Regions from separate parts of the Mus musculus genome. Here region 2 is linked to region 1. The links are chromatin contacts, found by Hi-C or POLR2A ChIA-PET in ENCODE. All regions are on one chromosome and are shown on one strand. The core of a region is the stretch at or near the end of the contact, and the rest is flanking DNA. Distances in the headings are between cores, read along the strand shown. Region 1 holds the start of Cog7 (component of oligomeric golgi complex 7). Region 2 holds the start of Gga2 (golgi associated, gamma adaptin ear containing, ARF binding protein 2).

Evidence for each region. Hi-C counts contacts between places; a loop is a spot of excess contacts on that map. ChIA-PET counts read pairs that join two places held with the same protein, here RNA polymerase II (POLR2A).
Region 2: a loop to region 1 is called in a map of heart, with 2.7 times the contacts of the local background. The contact joins the promoter of Gga2 here to the promoter of Cog7 in region 1. A Hi-C loop is called at or near these places in 2 of 37 maps with a recorded cell type or tissue (adrenal gland and heart). POLR2A ChIA-PET finds 5 or more read pairs at or near these places in 4 of 5 experiments (Patski and embryonic stem cell).

Annotation. Positions count from the first base shown.
Region 1 is chr7:121,979,320-121,984,968 of GRCm38, reverse strand. Cog7 (component of oligomeric golgi complex 7) reads left to right here and starts at 3,276. Exons shown (of 17, transcript NM_001033318.3): 1 at 3,276-3,552. The coding sequence starts at 3,384.
Region 2 is chr7:122,017,230-122,022,649 of GRCm38, reverse strand. Gga2 (golgi associated, gamma adaptin ear containing, ARF binding protein 2) reads left to right here and starts at 1,452. Exons shown (of 17, transcript NM_028758.2): 1 at 1,452-1,661. The coding sequence starts at 1,562.

The sequences.
Region 1 (5,649 bases), core at 2,027-4,526:
ACCCAGAACCACCATTTATCAGCAGAGAAGCTGCATTCCCTGCCTGAGGTTGTGTCAGGTTTCTGAGTTACTGGAGAGCCCAACTGACCACATAGCCCTAGCTAATCTCAAGACTTCATTCATAAGAGCTCAGTATAAAGGGAACGCTGGGTCAGACTTGAGAATGGTTTAAACTTGGAATGTGTTCCCCTTCTTAGTTTCCTTTTCTGTTCTAAGCTGTGGGAATTTAAGGCAGAAAGTTTATTTTAGCTTATAGTTCAGTGTAACAAATCAAAGCAGGAAGATCTTGAAGCAGGCGGTCATATTGTATCCATATTCAAGAAACAGCTAATAATCAGCCTGGCTTTCTCCATTTTATAAGGTTCTGGACCTTCTTGCCCATTGGAAGTGTCCTTCCCACAATGAAGCTGGGTCTTCCTTCTTTGATTAACATAATCAAGATAGTCCCTTACCCAGGCTTGGTAACACATGCCTTTAATCCCAGCACTCTAGATGTAGAGACAGTCTGATCTCTGAGCTTTGAAGCCAGCCTGGTCTAAGAGATGATCCCTCGTAGGCATGTCCAGAGGCCCATCTTCTATGTGATTTTAGATCCTGCCAAGCTGACTGCCCTAACAATCCACCCCCCCCCACAGCTTTGTGGATGTGGAATGCTATAGAAACAGTGTAACAGCCACTGCTGTGAGCACATGCTGCTCTTTCAAGGACCCAGGTTTGGTTCGCAGCATCCATATTGGGAGGCTCACAGCTGCCTGTAACTCCAGCTTTAGGGGATCCAATGTCATTTTCTGGACTCTGGGTACATCCATTCATAAGTGACCAAACCCACACAGAGATATGCATATATACACATAATTAAATCTTTAAAAAAATAAATCTTAAAAGAAGAAACAACAACAACAAAAATAGCCTGGGCCTCAATGACACCAGTGGACACATAGCACAAAGAAAATATACTCAAAAAATTAGCCAGGTAAACCAGAGAACAAGCTTTGTTTCAGAGATAAAGGTGTACTTGATGATGATATTAGGTTAGTACTTAAGGAAGATAAAAGTTACAAATGCACATATACCTAATATCAGAGCCCTGAAGAACCTGAAGCAAAAATAAATGCAGCTGGGCAGAAAAGTGGCAGTACAACAAGATGAATTCCACCCGTGGGTTGGTTTGTTTGTTTTTTGAGACAGGGTCTCTTTATACAGCCCCTGGCTGTTCTGGAACTCACATTGAGGACCAGACTAGCCTTGAATTCCCCTTGGCCTGCCTCTGCCTCCTGAGCATTGAAAGGTGTGTGCCCAGCTAACAATAATGAGTTGGAAACTTAGTCTTTCAGCAGCAATTGGTGGGACAACTCAGAAGATGATCAAGGACATATGTTTTGAAGGACACTAATGATCATCTTTACTAAAATACATGGAACACTTATTCAATGACTGCATATATTTCTTTCTTTTCTTATTCTTTTTTTTTTTTTTTTTTTTTTTTTTTTTTGAGACAGGGTTTCTCTGTATAGCCCTGGCTGTCCTGGAACTCACTTTGTAGACCAGGCTGGCCTCGAACTCAGAAATCCACCTGCCTCTGCCTGCCGAGTGCTGGGATTAAAGGCGTGTGGCACCACACCCGACTATATATTTCTTTTTTGCTGTTTGGTTTGTTTTTGAGACAGGGTCTTGCTACGTATGCCTAAATGATTTCAAACTTAAGGAATCTTCCTCTTTCTGCATCCCCAGTGCTGGGATTGCAGGCGTGTATCACCACATGAAGTCAGACATGTGATTTTCTTCCTCCCTTCTCTGCTTCCTCTTCTTTATATTGAATATTCATGTCCATAGTGCTGTGTTTCATAAAGACAATCTACCTAACTGTACTATGCATTTTACCCCTGTTCCCTTCTGCATATCTTCCCTCTTTCCCACCTCCACCTTCCATTCTTTTTCCTCCCGTGTCTTTCCTCTGCTCTCATGTTAGATATTCTTTTAGGTGTTTATACAATCTGGATCCAGAACTGAGAGAAAACGTGAACTTCGTCTTCTGGCTTCTTTTGCTTATTACCTTTAGCTGTATCCATTCCCCACAACACCATGTCCTCCTTTTGGGTACTGTACATATTTTTAAGTGCACATATACTCTTCTCCATGACAGACAAATATTAAGGCCATAGCAAGTCTCTGTACATTTAGAACAGAGTCATAATATGTGTTCCTGATACACGGAATTAAATTAGAAACCAACGCTAGAACATGCAGTGGTGGCTTAAGCCAGAAATCCCAGCATGTGGGAGGTTCGATCTTTGAGGCATGGGTTTGAGTTCTAGGATAGAAGAACGGAACCCGTCTTTAAAAACAACAAACAAACAACAACATCCTCACAACAACAACAACATCCTCTACTTTGCTATACTAGACAAGAGCAAAAAAAAAAAAAAAAATCGGAGAAAGAAAGGAAGAAGGAAGAAAGGTAGAAAGAAAGAAAAAACCTAACTAGTAAAGAAAATGATGGAAAATGAGTGGAAGAATTGGAGGAAAAGTAATTTTTGAAGATTATTGAAGATTACTGAAATTAGACCAGAGTTAGGGGAGACCATTATCAAATCTATAGAAATCTATGAGGAGAGATGGTCCAGCGGTTAATAGTACTGGCAGCTCTTCCAGAGGACCTGCGTTCCACTCCCAGCATTGATAACCACATGTAACATCCCACTTCCAGGAGATCTTTCATTCTCATCTGGCCTCTGCCCGCACCAGACAGGCAAGTGGGTCACACACATACAGAGGCAAAACACTCCATATAAAATAAAATAAAATTAAAAAAAAAACCAAACTGCTGCCGGGCGTGGTGGCGCACACCTTTAATCCCAGCACTCGGGAGGCAGAGGCAGGCGAATTTCTGAGTTCGAGGCCAGCCTAGTCTACAACGTGAGTTCCAGGACAGCCAGGGCTACACAGAGAAACCCTGTCTCAAAGCAAAACCAAACCAAACCAAAAAACCAAAAAACCAAAAAACCCAAACTGCTGTATGCATTTAGTGAGGACGGAAAACTAGCAACATTACTCCTACATACAGAGTTTATATTTCTCAGCTGCTCCCTTCTCAGACGTCAATCTTCTAGTCTTGAGGAAACACGCGTTTACTTAGTTTACTGCTCGACAAATAAGAGCAGAAAACGAACTGTCGTACCTGTCCGGACTGCGCGAAGCTCGCTGCTCTAACAGGAACAGTTGCTATGGTAATAGGCACCGACTTCCGGAAGAAGTACGGCGCGCGACGAGGGACATTCGGCCTCGGCGCGAGTGCGCTGACGGGGCGGCAAGTAAAGCTTGGTGGGTTTCGACGGGTGTCCCGAAGGCGGTGTCGCTCGGCGCCAACCCGGAGACCGCGCGCCATGGACTTCTCCAAGTTCCTGGCTGACGACTTCGACGTGAAGGACTGGATTAATGCGGCCTTCAGAGCCGGCCCCAAAGACGGGGCGGCGGGGAAGGCGGACGGTCACGCAGCCACCCTGGTAATGAAGCTGCAGCTGTTCATCCAGGAGGTGAACCACGCCGTGGAGGGTGAGCCACGCAGACGCCCACCCGCCCGCCCCGGCACCCGACTGCAGGACCGGGCCCAGGGGCCAAGCCTCTCCTTTGGTGGGAAAGCGAGCCCTGCAGTAGTCTGAGTTAGGTCTAGGCTTTGGTGTTCACGTCCGACGATGCCATAACATTTCCTTTAAAAACTAAAAACTAAAAACAAAAAAAAAACCCCAATAATAATAATAATAACAATCTGGGAGTGGTGGCGACCGCCGTTAATTTCCGCACTGGGGAGGTGGTGCTGGACGGTCAGGAATTCAAAGCCAGCTTCAGTTGCAAAGTGAGTTCGAGGCCGGCCTAGGCTATAGGATCGCTCTCGCCGGCTCTCGCACGCTCTTTTACTCTTCCTTCTCCTTCCCCCTTCTTATTTACAGTCTCACTCTGTCGCCTAGGTTCGCCTCAAACTCGCCTTCTGCCCCAGCTTCCCTAATTCTGGCATTACAGATATGTGCCCCCCCCCCCCAAAAAAAGCTCTTTGGGTTTGGAGTAATTGCTCAGTGGTTACTACTCTTGTAGAGAACCTAAACTTAATTCTCAGCACCCACATCAGTTGGCACACAACTACCTGTAACTCCAGTTCCATGGGATTCAGTGGCCTCCTTGGGCATAAACACTCACATGCACATACTGACACACAGACAAACATGGGTGAATGTAATTAAAAAATAAATCTTGAAAGAAGGCCTTTTGGAGGTGGTGGGGTAGATAGACTCTCATGTAACCCATACTGGCCTTGAATTTGCTCTATGATGGAGGGTGACCTTGAACTCTTGATCTTCATGCCTTTGATTCTGAAATTCTGGGATTATAGACATGTTCTGTCATGCCTGGCATAAAGAGTCACTTTTGAGAGCATTTAATAGTTAACTGGTCCTAGTATTTAGCAGTATATGAGAATGACACAAATCCATTAATATATCTTTGTAAGCTAAGGAAGATGGGCCATCCTGAATGAAGACTTTAACTGTGTGTGTGTGAGAGAGAGAGAGAGCGAGAGAGAGGAAGAAAGAGAGAATGAGAGAGAGAAGACGAGAGAGAGGGGGGGGAGAGAGAGAGAGAGAGAATGAGAGAGAAAGAGAGAATATATGTTGCTGAATCAGTGCTCCTCCTTGCTGCTTCACTGTGTTGAGGACACAGTACCACATAGATAGCCTGGGTTATGGTGCTGCAGCTTGGTTTCCAGGCATATTTTCCCCACATCTGCATGTGTGTGGGAGCAGCGAAAAAGCAGGCTAGTGCTTCTTAGTGGCTCCTGGGACCCACATCCTCGTGTTCTGAGGTGTTAAGGATGCAGCCATGGGCCCTGTCCCACACTTACCAGATAAGAGGCTAGCCGATGCTAAAACATGCTCAGGCCTAAGAACACAGGGCTAGCAGGAAACTGGAGACCGTGGTGTTCATGCCTCTAGTCTGTTGCAGTGGGCTTCAAGTTTAGCAGCCAGGTCCATTTTTTATACATATATCCTCATGGGCCCCTAAACTTGTCAAGCACCTGGGCTTTGTGTGTGATTCCGTCTTCATGTTCATCACTATGGCAACCACAGCACCTAGGGAGAACGGCATTTACCTTATGAATTTCCAAAAGTATACACATGTATTAAGGGAAAGCATGAGACAGGTTGTTTTCATTGGTAGCCCAGGCATGTCCCCTGCCCTTGGTTCCACTTTGAAGAACCTGACCCGCTTCAGAGTATACCAGCCAGCCAGCTCTGGCTAGAGTTCCTAGACTTTCATTTCCAATGCTCTACGTGCAGACAGTTGAAGTGTTCATTTGTGCCATCTCTGATGGTCCGTGATCTGTAGAGACTCGTATCAGCAACTTATTTTGGATGAATACCTATTAAAGATGTCTACAATCCCGTTCATTGAAAAATTAAAACCATATTTCAAGGTCACTTGACAAATACACCTTTTTTCTAACATTGAACCCAGGGTGATTTAAAGCAGCAGAGAGTTTCTGATAAAACAGGGGTCAGTGAGGTGACCTTGACCAGGGCCGTGTCCCCTGTAGAATGATGGATGGCACTGTGCTTCAGAGTCAACCATCAGCATCAACCTGACCCAGGACCTTCAGGT
Region 2 (5,420 bases), core at 203-2,702, 40 kb before region 1:
ACTTAAAAAAATGTTTGTACATTTGGGATTATGATATGCCTAAAGTCCTAGAGTTACCCCTGACTGTCCCCACTATTTATGTGTCCATTCAACAGATACTTACTGGTATGCCAAGCCCCATTTGGTATGCTGGTGGTCCAGGTCTATGCAAATTAAAATCCTTCTGTGTGTGTGTGTGTGTGTGTATGTACTGGGGTGTGACATTGAGGGTGGGGAATGATAGGGACAGTGTGGAAGGATCTGGTGCTTCAGAGGGACCTCGTGCGCAGTCTTGACTGCCTTCCAGGCTAAGGCCTCCTTCAGTCTTAGCAGAGTTGTTAGTAGTAGATCATTGACAGCAATGGCAAAATTATGCTGGCCTCTAGACATGCATATTAATCCTGTCCACTGGACAGACCTCTTTCTCCACTGGCTGGAGCCAGTCTTATGCCCATTTGCATGTTTGTCTCAACAGTCCTTTATTTTTACATAGATTTTTCTCTTTGGCTTTTCTTGTGGACATATTAATACAACATCTACTTGATTCCTTCATTTAAGTTCAAGAGTTAAATAAAGGAAAATATTTCATGTTAGGCTGGCATGGTAGCTCACACCTGTAGTTCCAGCTTTTGGGAGGTTGAGGCAAAAGGATTTTACTACAGGTTTTTAGGATCTTAGCTTTTATCATTCAAAGGCCATCTTGGACTAATGAGTATGAGAAACCCTTTCTCAAAAGCAAAAACAAAAACCATAACAACAAAGCTGTACTGGTAGTACATTCTTGTAATCAAGTTTGTACCACAGTGGCAGGATGACCAAGAATTCTGGGTCCTCCTCAGCTATGCAGTGATCAAAGCCAGCTGGTTACATGAGACCTTAACTCAAAACAGTTAGAAAAAGGTATGTTTATATATAATTAATGTGTTCACTTTTTAGGGTATGAGAATCACGACCTGTTTTTTATTTCTTTTTTTTGGGGGGGGATGGGTGTTCGAGACAGGGTTTCTCTGTGTAGCCTTGACTGTCCTGGAACTCATTTTGTAGACCAGGCTGGCCTCAAACTCAGAGATCCGCCTGCCTCTGACCTGTTTTTTTGAGAAAAGTATCTTTTCATAAAAATAACTGTTTTATGAATTATGATGCAATGTGTCATCAAAAAAAAGTGTGTCAGAAACCCGAATGGAAGATACATACTCGGAGAAGACCCTAATAAAAATGCTGAAAGAATGATTCTTTATCTGAAATTCAGATTTAGCCAGGCGTCCAGTATCTTTTCTGGGAACCCTGCTTCTGAAGAAGAGGGGACAATCAATACCTAACTAGCTTGGCTTTTGACCTTTCAAGTGGTCTTGCACAAAAAAAAAAAAAAAAAAAAAAAAAAAAGACCTCGTGAGTTGGAGGTGGCCGGGAGGAGGTGCGTGGGGGCGGGACAGGGCCCAGAAATGGGCGTGTCCAATAGGGCCCGCCCCGTCACGTGCCTCTCAGTGTCTGCCGCGTCGGCAGCTGGAGCGAAGGCTAGGCGGCGGCGGTGGCTGCAGCTTTTGGGCAGGAGTGACTGCGGCCGCAGCGCTGGGCTGGGCAGATGGCAGCGACGGCAGTGGCAGCGGGGACCGGATCCCCGGCAGGGACCGAGTCGGCGGAGGGCGGCCCTGGGGCAGCGGCGGCGCTGGAGCTGTGGCTCAGTGAGTAGCATCGCGCCACACGTGATCCTGCTTCCCGCCGCCCTGGTTGTCCTCCGCGGCGGGAGGGGGCCTCTAGACTCACCCAGGGGATTCTGGGGACCTCAGACCACGCCATGGCTCAGTGGCCGGGCGGCACCACTTAACAGCTGGAGCGCGAATGCTTAGCGATCTCTTGTGCCAAGCACTGTGCAGAAAGCGTTTCAGCCATTGTTAGTCTGGTCGCAGGACCGAGAGTACCTGGGTTTACTAACCCGTGCGGGCGATGCAGCTTTTTTGCAGATCATTGAGTCTAAGAGCTTAAGTGGCTGCTACCTTTAAGAGCAAAACCAGCTTTTATGCCTCGGTGCATATTTACTCTGGCCAGACTTAATTGTTCCTTGTCTTAGCTTAACGGTGATCTCTGGGGGTGCGGTTCTAAAGGTTCTCTCTTTATCTGAGGAATTGAGGTTCAGAGAGAATAAAGAATCCACCCCTTGGGTGGGCTCCACTACGTGCTGGGTGCACTGAGATGGTAACACTGGGACATTGCTCACAAAGACATGTTCATTGGCTACTGGCTACCAGAACAGCACCTTCTCAACAGAAGCTGGAGGAGGGGCGCTTGTTGAACGTAGTTAGGGGCTGTTTTGTTTACCTGGGGCTTGTCATAGCTGGTATACAGTGTGTGGACAATGGAGGAGGCCATATTCCAGACAGGAAACTGCAAAAACTCAGGATGAGAATGTACAACATTCTGGGAGCGAGTAGGCCTGTTGGCCAGGAGTGCAAAGCTTAAAGCTCAGAGAATCCAGAAAAGAGACCTCAGACTAATTTGCTAATGAAGTAAGACGCGTGAGCGCCGCAGAAGGGACTGCATTATTTAAACATTTTTATTACATGTTGTGTATTTGGGGTGGGGCGTGCTGCTCCTGGCTCGTGGAGAACAGAGAACAACTGGGGAAGGGGTCAGGGTGTCGTTTCTCTCCTTAGGCTCTTCTGTGGGTTCCAGGGCTCGAACTCAGGCCACAAGGCTTGGTCACAGGCACCTTTATCTTCTGAGTCATTGCAGGCCTATAGCTTTCTATTTCAACATGTAGGAGAAGCTGTTGGAGACAGCTTCGCTTCTACTGAAAGCACCACATGCAGTTCCACCTGGTGAGTTGGTTGAGGGTGAGACTTCAGACTTGGAGTAGATATATAAGGTCTTTAGATAGCTGGGGTGGGGTGGGGTGGGGTGATGGTGGTTACAATAGGAATGAAGGGAGTGGGGATCAGGAGTCGAAAGGATTATCTGAACCCATCAGCAGGGTTTAATGTAAGCACACGTGCATGCACATTACTTTAATTAAAGACCTGGAGCCAGACTGTAGCAGTGCACACTAGTCCAATTCCAGCAGTTGTGAGGGAGAAGCCAGCCTGGCCTACGTAGTGAGTTTCAGGACAGCTAGAGCTACATAGTAAGATCCTGTCTGGGAAAAAACAAAACAAAACAAAACCAACCATACAGACAAAAACCAAACAACAACAACAACAAAACATTAAACAAAACCCAGAAAGGACTACCATCACCCATATAGTCTTCCTTCCCTGTACATAGATGGACTCAGGAGATGAGTGTACGAAGGATCCTTGGTTTCGGGGATCAAAAGTAATTGTGGTAGATGCTTCCCCACTCCGCCCCCACCTGTGTGGAGGAGCAGTTGTGTCATGAAGTTCGAAGTTCTTGCCAGGCAGTTAGGAAGAGCTCTGAGCATCCAGGGAGGGTAGGAGCTAGAGGGGTGGTTTTGAGAGCCAGTCTTCCGTGGGTGTGTAGAACAGAGCGTTGGAGCTGGAACAAGGAGGTATTTCCCAGGCAGATGGGACTAGAGTATCCCAAAGGTTCAGAAGTAGACAGGGAAAGCTGTTCTGGGAAGAACCACGGAGGGGGGTGTGGCCAATAGCTGCTTCAAAATGGAGACTGGAGGGAGGGGAATCTGGCCTTTGAGGAAAATGGTGGAAACAGAAGGCTTGTGAAGTGGTGGCGAACAGCAGGCTTGGATTGGGGTTGGGTGCAGAAGTGTGAGGTGGGTAGCGTAAGAGCCAGCAGCTGCTAGTGGATATTTAAGAGCCTGTCTGCAACCGAGGCTTTGCAAGGACTTGGGTTTCTCTGCAGCCCCGGCTGTCCGGAATTCACCCTAGACGAGGCTGACCTGGAACTCACAGAGATCTGCCTGCTTCTGCTTCCCTAGTGCTGGGAGCAAAAGTGTGTATCACCACCCCCCTAGAAGTAACCTTTGATTGTAGCATCCCTTGAGTTTTTCAAAGGTGGCAACTACTTTCTAAGAGGTATGTTGGAGGACAGTGGGACAGTCTGTAGGGAGGGAGTGAAAAAGGTCCTTTTCCTGTGCTTGGCTGTGAGAGGAAGGCGGGGACATCCAGTGAGGCTTTGAGAATAATGGAGAGGGCACTTGAGCCCTCTATGTAGCTCCTAAGGGGAACTCCCCTTGTTGGATTCTAAGGCCTGTGTTTAGTCACTGTGCAGGGGCTTTTAGAGCCCCAAGGAGAGGAGTCTGAATGGGAAGTTGTCGGGTCAGGGTGTGGCCTGCAGAGGGGGAGAGCTGCTTGCCTGGGTGCTTGCCTGGGGAAGGAGATAAAGGTGGTTGCACATGCAAACTAGTAGGTTCCTTTCACTGCCTAGGGCTTGAGGAAGGTGGGGAAGGAAGTTCAGGAGTGCAGGAAGAAAATCAAAACATGAAGCCCAGGTGCACAGCGGGCCAGCACAGAAGAGTAACTTTTGAAAGTCATGGTGAAATGAGACATTTCTGCAGTGAATGAGGCAGGGAGCAGAGGCCTGAGCAAATCCAAGAAACAAAAGCTCAGTGGCAGGACGGAGCAGTATGGGGTTAGGCCCGCTCCCACTCTGAGCCTTCTTTCTTTCTTTCTTTCTTTCTTTCTTTCTTTCTTTCTTTCTTTCTTTCCATAATTCAGTTTATCAGGCACTTACTATACATTATAAAAAGGCACTATTTTAAGAATTTTATAAAATTGCGTAGTAGCTGAGTGTGGTGGCACACAGGCTTTTAATTCTCAATTTGGGAACCAAGAGGCAGACTGATCTCTGAGTTCGAAGCCAGCCTGGTCTACAGAGGGAGTTCCAAATCAGCCAGGGCTGTACAAAGAAACCCCATCTAACAAACAACAACAATAAAACAATCCACTTTTATAAAAATGTATTAACATTTTTATCCTGCCAACAACTCTAAGGAGAAGGTAGAGGTTAACATCTGCCAGTGGCTTTGTTTCCATCTTGTCTAGACCCATGCTACATCCTGCTGCTCAGTGACACACCTGCCTGACCATGCCACGAACTGCTCCAGCTCTTGTCCCTACATATGCACATGGTTTGCCTTGTCGGGCTAACCGGGGTGAGCCCCTGAGATCTGCCTGTCTCTGCCCTCTGCTCCTGAGATTACAGATGTGTGTAGTCGTGCCTGCCTTTTTATGTGGTTGCTGGGGATCTGAATTCAGGCAGTCACACCTGTGCAATAAGCACTAGCCAAGTCCCCAGCCCCTGCTATACACATTTCTGAAGAGCAGTCAACATCCCAACTGAGAGGGGGAATGGGGTTAGACAAGCAGAGGGGGCTTCTGATTGTCCCCACATCCTGAGAAGCTGGGCATGTCTGGAGGCACCTTGAGGTGTCAGGACTGGCAAGGTCGGCTGTATAATTGGCATCTAATGGGTGGAGGCTAAGATGAACTTAAATGTCCAGTAATGCATAGCATAGCCTACCACATTCA